2 separate regions of the Mus musculus genome follow, and region 2 is linked to region 1. A link is a loop called in an ENCODE intact Hi-C map of the cell type or tissue named here. Cell type or tissue: heart. All regions are shown on one strand.

Region 1 (4,000 bases):
TTCAAAGAGCAACTTTGTAGCTCTCCAGCTTCAGTAAATTTGTTTAAAGAACCAGATGCCATATCATTCAAAAACATTACGTTTAATTCAAAACTACTGTGCAGACCTACATATTCTGAAAACAAACTCTTCCTTTTTGTTCCCTTAGTAGAGGCTGTGTTGTTATAAAGTGGGTCTCTCTCCACCCTGTTAACTCAGGGCTTCTGGTTGATGTGTCGGGACAGCGTCCCTGGAGTTGTTTCTGTTACTGTAGCACAGAGACCTGAGTACCTGGCCGTCTGATCTCCTACTGTCTACGCAGCTTTACTCTCATCACTCTGCTCTCGAGTGCCTTCAAAAAAGCCCATGTCCTGGAGCCTCTGTCCCGGTCTGAATCCTACCTCTGATTGAGTCGTTCTCCTGAGCATCGGAATTCACCCTCTTCCCAAGGGCTTAACTACAAACTCTAACACCTGGCTAGGAATTGTGAACACAGTTGTGTATTGTTGCCCTGTCATTCACGGCAGGGTCACCTTTGTAGCTTCTTTGTATCTTATTCCCCCACCCACACCACTTCTGGACTAGAGCCATTTGTCCTTCACCTTCTAGTCTTTCACCACAGACCGACGGTTCCCTTAAAAATCAAAGGTCACCCAGTGCATCTCTGGGTCATCTTTTTCTCATCTGATGAAGTCTTCCTGAGTACCTACCCTTCAAACTAAAGGAGCGCGAGCTGCCGCTGGGGCGCACATAGCATCGCGTAACACTTGGTTCTTCCAGTGGCTAGCCTAGTCATAGGAGGAGAAAAGTGCTCTCTGGGGTTAACAAATTCCTTTCTTGATTTTTGATCAGCCCCTCTCTCTCATCAGCCACCTGTCCCCCTTGTAAGCCCCATTACGTCATTTACAAAGTGTGATTGATGTCTAATGTATGAAAGACGGAGGAAAAAGGAAGCTGATGTGTGCTCTGTGTGTAGTATGTGCACTTCACTGTAAAGATTACTTTAGCAACTGGCTGGTCTCTCGTGTCCCAAATTAAAGTTTGTGCTGTGTAATGGGTTGATAGTTCCCTCCTAAAGCAAAAACAGATGAGCTCTTTCGGTGAGGAAACAGGATTTTTTTTTTTTTTTTTTTTTAGGCAAATGAACACTAATTAGAGTATCCTGACCTGAGTCAAAAGCTTTGCTTTCTGACTTACAGTCTCTTGCATCTTTCCTTCCAGTTATTAGTACCCAGGCACCCAAGACTGATTGATGGTCGCACACCGTGGGAGACTTGAAAGGCGGCTGTTGATAAATTTTTCATCCTTTTTTTTGTCTGTGAACAGACAGGATGCCAGTGGGTGGGACAATACCAAATTGTGAGAATTGGGTTGAAAATACAGAAGTCAAGACATTGGAATGCCCCACTGGCTGTTTGGATTGAGAGCGGCATGCACACTGGAAGAGGTAGAGTCTGTGGTGCAGAAATCATTCCCAAGTGTCTAAAGGACCCTCCATGTTTGCCGCTGCGGTCAGTCTTGGGAACTGGGTGCTTTGAATCGGTTCCTTTTTCTCCAGTGTCCCGGGCGTTTGGATAGCGAAGAGCCATAGTCACCTGTCACTGGGAAGACCCATACCCTTCGAGAAGGATGGCTGCGTTATTGTGTCTGGATTAGGATACTTTTGGTCAAGTATCAAAGAGAGTTGTTGCCCCTCAGAGGTTTCCCCATCACTAACCCCAGCTTACCTTCATCCTATTTGAGCTTCTCTGGTGAGATTGGGGATATGGCAGATTACTCGAAAATGATTTTATAGGTGATGGAGATGCTCAAAAAGGGAGGGAAGCTGGGGCTTTGTTTAATGTCAAAAGGAAATCGGATGGTTTCAGTCGAGTCAAGAGCCTGCCTGTATGGGTCTGAAAAGAGAGCAGTGGCTTGTTTCTGTGTCTCTGGCTCCCGTGAACGAGCACAGCCTCTCCATCTGCCTTACCATGTAGGGAGCCAGGGAGCCAGAAACAGGGTCTCCATCACACCCCGAGTAGGCTCTGTGACTCTGGCTGCATTGGAAAATACACATGATCACTCACTTGAGTTAAGTTGGAAAGAAATAAATGGTGTAGTGTAATGTCTGTGTTTACTTCTCAAATTGTATTGCTAGATATGTGGCCTCAAAAAACCAGGTGAATTATCTTCCAGAATATGAGGGGTTGGGAGTAGGGGTGAGGGTTGTTTTGGGTTTTTGTTTCCTCTGCAGTACTTGTTTTGGCCATACGGGGCGATAAAGTACTTTCTTCTTAGCTTTTAAGTCTCTTCTGGGCTACCTCTTGGCTCACTGATTGGATTTGACTAAAACATTTTCACGATCACTAAGTTGAGCAGTTACTCAGGCCTGGTGATGTGAGCAGAGATGGGGTCCTGTGTCTGAGGTCCATGTGGCTCGTCAGGCATCATAACCAGCAAGCCTTTGTTAATATTGGTTCCATGAAACCGAAAGCTAGCCCTTATCATAAAGGCTCCATTGTTTACTAAACGCAGAACTAAAGGTGACCCTCCTCCCTGTTTCCACCCTCCCATTGCAGCCCAGTCTGCCCTATCACATCTGTGACAGCAGTGGGGACCTCTCATGTGTAAGCACACGCTCTCTCACTTTTTCTGCTCCAGGTGGGTAGGAAGGTCTCCCAGAGCAGGCCTGGCCCTCTCTCTGCACAGGTTCCTTGTCTTTGGGCTCCTGGCCCTCTTCAGCTCTCGGGGAATATTGAATGCGTCCTTTGCAGTGTCTCCAGAGGAACAGTTGGCTATCCACTCAGGAAAGCACAGGCCTGAGGCTGTTTACCTTGCAGGGTCAGGAAGCATTTTCCTGTGGAAGGGCCTCCTGCTGATTTTCTCCTGGTCCTTTCCCCCAGCAAGAGTCTGTGCAGTGCCAGTCGGGGGGTCCTTGTAATTCCAGCCCAGGCAGAAGTGGAAGGGAAGCAGTGACCAGGGTAGATAGCAGGTGTCCGGGTGTCCCCACAGTCCTGAGGTCACTTGCACTTTCTCATTTCTTAAAGGAAGTCCAGTGTTCTTGCCAGGAATCCTTAGCCTTAGGTTTACAAAGCTTGCTGTTGAATGTTCGTCCGGAGGAGTGTAAGAAGGCAGGAACTGCTTGGTTCCAGTCCTGCCTGCAAGGTCAAGAAGGTTTAAGACTACGTCTAATCTGGAATCCTTACCTCTGTAGAGGGCGTTGAAGGTCAAGCTGGGACGGTGAGGGGTGCTGTAAAGAAGGTCATTGGGCCTTCAGTTGTGGGTGGGGGTGAGTGGTGGGCAGGACAGAGTCTTACTAGGATGGGAAGGAGGGAGAGGAGGGCTTGGCCCAGGGAGCTGGCCGCATGGTGGGTGGAGCCAGGTGGGCTCTGAACTGGTCCAGATGCCTGGCTTCCCTTAGCCATCTTTTCCCTAGCATCCTGTCAGACCCCCGGCGTGATGATATGCTTCCCTGTGTTAACTCTACCAATATTATTTTTTTAGCAATGGAAATGCACTTTTTTTTAATTTCAACTCAATCATGATTTTAAGTATAAAAATTTATAGATTGTTAAAACTACTTTTTTGTGTATTTTTAACCACTCAATGTAGCATTGTATATTTTATTCTTATTGAGACTCTGGTACAAGGTGTGCCATTTAATGATTTTTTCCCCCCAACATGCTGGGCCTTTGGATGTGTACGGTAACCAACTTCATGCTAATGTTCAAAGTAAAAAAAGAAAAGTAGCCATATTCCCACGTGTCTTCTCTTCATTTCTTCTCCAAGCTCAGATGACATTTTGAGGGCCCCTTGGTCAATGATTGTTCATTTTATGTAATCATGTGACCCACGTCTGTATTATTGGTTCGTATCTCCAATGCTGTTGGTAGTGTGCCTACCCTAAGCCCCAAATCCAGCCTGGTCCCTTAAGAATAACATTCTTCCTGTCCCCCACCTGCCTGTCCAGTTAGTTATAGTGACTGAGTCTCAAGCTTGTACACAGTAGGTAAACTGTACCACTGAGCTACATCCTGTGTCC
Region 2 (4,000 bases), 84 kb after region 1:
TCTTCCTCTTAATCTCTGTGCCCTACTCCATCCCAATCACTGACAAATGGCAGCTGATCTTCCAAGAGTGACTGAGATTGCTTGGGAGGGCTGTGCACGGTTGAAAGAAGGCGGCCAGACACAGCTTGGAGGAACCCCAGCAATTCAGGGCAGCCCGAGGAGGAAGGGCAGTGAAGGGTACTGAGAGTGGTTGGGTCAGAGAAGTGGAGACTGCCCAGCAGAGACCAGGATCCTCAGCCAGGAAGGAGGCGTGCTCTTCAGCGTCTCCAAGTCCTGTTCAAGTCATATTGGGCTAAGCCATCTTCAAGTTTCAAATGCTTGTTTTCTTTTCGAGAGGGGGTCTAATGAGACAGGGTGAGCTTCTAACATGCTAAGTAGTGGAGAATGGCCTTAGATGTGATCACATTGGTCTTCCCCTCTCAGCTCCTCAAGTACTGAGATTATAGGCTTGTACCCACTGTGGGATGTGCTAATTCCTAGCGACACTAATTCTCCATGGCTTTAAAGCTCTCAAACACTCATCTGCATAGACTTTATTGCCTCCCTCTGCCACAGCCTTAGTTAAAGACCCTTACCTGGAGGCTCCCCTTCTGCTCAGGGCTTTCCCTGTCTCTAGTTCATTCTCTCTATAGAAGTTGGTCTTCATTTAAAGCCTTTCTTGGTTGTTTTGGCTTTTTTTGTTGTTTGTTTTTGTTGCTAGACAAGGTTTCTCTGTATAGCCCTGGCTGTCACGGACCTTGCTTTGTAGACTAGGTTAGCCTGGAACTCAGAGATCCACCTGCCTCTGCCTTCCAAGAACTGGGATTAAAGGCATGGACTACTATGCCCACCTTGCTTTGGCTTTGAGACAGGTGTTCAGTACTTATCCCAGGTTGGCCTGCAACTTGCTATACAGTCTAAACTGGCCTCTATGTCCTCCTGCCTCAGCCTTCCAGGGGTTGGGATTAGGGGATTCAATTTTAATATTTTCATCAAGATGAGATGGCTCAACAAATAAAAGTCGTTGCTACACAGGCCTGGTTACCCAAGTTCAAGCCCAAGAATTCACAGTAGGAGAGAGCTGACTCCTGAAAGTTGTCCTCTGACCTAGCGTCCATTCCATGCACACACACGTCTGCAAGCTGTGCACAGATCATCCCCCACAGAATAATAATACGGATTTTTTCTTTTTAATTTTGCATGTATAAGTGTTCTGCTTATATGCACTGTGTACATGTCTGTTGCCTATGGAAGCCAGAAGAGGGCATTGGATTCTCTGGAACTGAAGTTGTAACCTGCCATGTGGATGCTGGGAATCGAACCTGGGTCCTCTGCCAGAGCAGCAAGCTCTCTTAGCCACTCAGTTGCCTCTCTAGCTCCAATTTCTTTTTTCTTTTAAGGATCTCAGACTCATTGAGCGCAGAGGTCAAGGCTTGCTTTAACCTCATTGACCTTAAAGTTGCTGGCCAACAGGTATGAAAGGAGTCTGTGTTCTGCAATTCACAGACTACGAGCATGCTAGACTGTGTGATAAGTGGGGCACATACATTATCTTATCTGCAAGTGGAAATCAAGACAAGGAAGGGACAGCTTCGGGAAGGTAGTATCTAAATGCAACTTTGCTGGTGCCAGTGCGCTGCCCTCTGCTGGTGACTCAGACTGGGACCTCATGCTACAGCGGGATCCTCTAGTGCATTCCTGGAAATGAGTCAATGTCCATTCTTGGGAAGAAAACCATGAGGAAGGACTTCTCAGACTGTTGTGAGAAAAGAGAGGCTTTCTCCCAAAGCTACAGGGGCTAGGAAGAGGGGAAAATGGGACCAGAGAACCTGGAGCCTGAAAAAGAACAGAGGGATAATGGGAAATACTAGTGGGTTTTTGTTTTGTTTTGTTTTTGTTTGTTTGTTTGTTTGTTTGTTTTTGGCTTTTGGAGACAGGGTTTCTCTGTATAGCCCTGGATGTCCTGGAACTCACTCTATAGATCAGACTAGACTTGAGCTCAGAGATATACTTGCCTTTGCCTCCCAAGTGCTGGGATCAAAGGGGTGTGCCACCACCATCCATGTACCAAGGTAGTCAGAAGAGGACATTGGATCCTCCAGGAACTGAAGTTACAGATGGTCATGATCTACCATGTGGGTGCTGAGAATCGAACCCAGAGCTCCTGCAAGAGGAATGGGTGTTCTTATGCTCTTAACCACTGAACCATGCTTCCAGCCCAGATCATGTTTCTTAACTTATATTTCAGTGTGTGTGTGTGTGTTCGTGTTGGCCAATGACTAAACAAAACAAACAAACCAACAAAAACAAAAGGGAGGAAACCCCTGGAAAACTGATTTGAAAGCTTTGTCTTGCGCGCCAGACTCGACCAGCAAGAACTACACTGCAACAGGATCCTTCTGCACGTTTATTGGGAGAGCTTGATTGCAGAGGCGAAAAGACCCTGAGCCCAGAACTGGTGCTGCTTATATAGGCCTAGGAGAGGCGTGTCTCACACCCGGATTGGTTATGCACTACGCCTCATTTGCATGTTCCTCATCTGATTGGCTACTCTCTCTCTCTGTACCTCACAAAGCCTCATTATCATACCTCATTTGCATGTCTCACATCTGATTGGTTATACTCCCAAAGCCTCATTATCATGCCCGGGCCAGGCAGTGTTTGCAAAAAACTTTACTGCATTTGTACACATTGATTGTTTGTCCAAACTTATGCGTGGTGGCCAGCAGTAGTCAGTGCCACTATGCAACGGCACATGTGGCTTCCCACAGCTTTGGCCAGGAAAGCTCTGAGCCGGAGCTGATGATTCCCTGCCAATGGAAGCTGAGAAGGCCTGAGATGCCATGTGTGGTGCCCAGGCTCCTCCCACGCGCAGAAACCTCTGACGCCACAGCAGACAGGGTCTTCGAGTTCTCCGGGAGATTTCTAGGCACCAGAAGCTCCATCGCTCAGGGCTGTACCATTGATGAACAGCAAAATCATCAGAGTGCTCTTCCTAATTGCCCCTCGAACTTCCACCCCTGAGTTCCCATTGCCTCTGTCGCAACCTAGACTGCGAACGCATAAGCAAATACATTAAATAGCCGTCTGTGCTTTCTAAGTTTTCCCCGCCATTGCATTACTGTTTCTTCTTTCTAGTATTTGCGCTTCTAGAATTTCACTATCTTGGTTGTCTTTCGAGAAGTCACCATTATTGGACGTAGCACAGACTGGTTCAGACATGGATAGAAGTTTCTGTCTTCTCTCACATTACGTGTGTGTCTTCGTGTGCCTGTCGAGTTGGGACGAGGTGAATGTGTGTCATGTGTGTGCGTGGAGGTTAGAGGACAGCCTTTGGGAGCCACCTCTGTCTTTCCTCTCTATACAGCTTGCAGGCCACCAGGCTTGTGTGGGGTAAGTGACTTCACCCACTCAGCCATCTTCCCAGCCTCTTTCTCTGACAGAATCTCACCCTGTCCTCACTCTTGCTGTGTAGCTGACGATGACCTTGCATTGCTGAGCCTGCTGATCCTACCTTCCAAGTACAGGGATTACAGGCCTGTGACAATACACCTAGCTAGGGCCTTTCTGCGTGTTGTGACAATACACCTAGCTAGGGCTTTTCTGTGTGTTTTACTAATTCTCGAAACACTGGCAGGCAAAGGCACCATGGTTATTCTTTTTTTTTTTTTTTTGGTTTTTCGAGACAGGTTTTCTCTGTGTAGCCCTGGCTGTCCTGGCACTCACTTTGTAGACCAGGCTGGCCTCGAACTCAGAAATCCGTCTGCCTCTGCCTCCCAAGTGCTGGGATTAAAGGCGTGCACCACCATGCCCGGCTCATGTTTATTCTTTTACCAAAGAGGCTTAATACATTCAAATTGCTTACCTGGCTGCATCTTGCCAACTGAGGAGGATGGATTGTTATCCAGGTCTTTGTATGACACCTAGACTTCACCTGGCCTTGTAAATACATCCATATGTCTAGTAAAAGCAAAACCATATTGCTGGATCGGTTTTGTTTTAGACAAAGTCTTTTAACTAT

What was found. Hi-C counts contacts between places; a loop is a spot of excess contacts. Peaks named below come from ENCODE experiments on the same cell type or tissue, not always from the same donor. Only the 100,000 strongest peaks of a DNase experiment are listed, where the experiment ranks them.
Region 2: it touches region 1 in a loop (4-fold over the local background); 9 of 42 quality-filtered maps call a loop at or near these places.

What each region holds. Positions count from the first base shown.
Region 1 is chr11:95,768,641-95,772,640 of GRCm38, forward strand. No RefSeq gene overlaps it. Among named protein-coding and RNA genes, the nearest start is that of Gm38957, 6.2 kb to the right of the region's middle. In heart, a CTCF peak has its summit at 2,235; a DNase peak (open chromatin) is centred at 3,221; H3K27ac peaks cover 439 bases.
Region 2 is chr11:95,852,287-95,856,286 of GRCm38, forward strand. It overlaps Gm38959 (a long non-coding RNA gene), which reads right to left. Exons shown (of 3, transcript XR_880173.3): 2 at 3,845-3,939; 3 at 2,701-2,933. Among named protein-coding and RNA genes, the nearest start is that of Gm38959, 4.2 kb to the right of the region's middle. In heart, a CTCF peak has its summit at 1,627 (motif pointing left); a DNase peak (open chromatin) is centred at 1,615; H3K27me3 peaks cover 424 bases.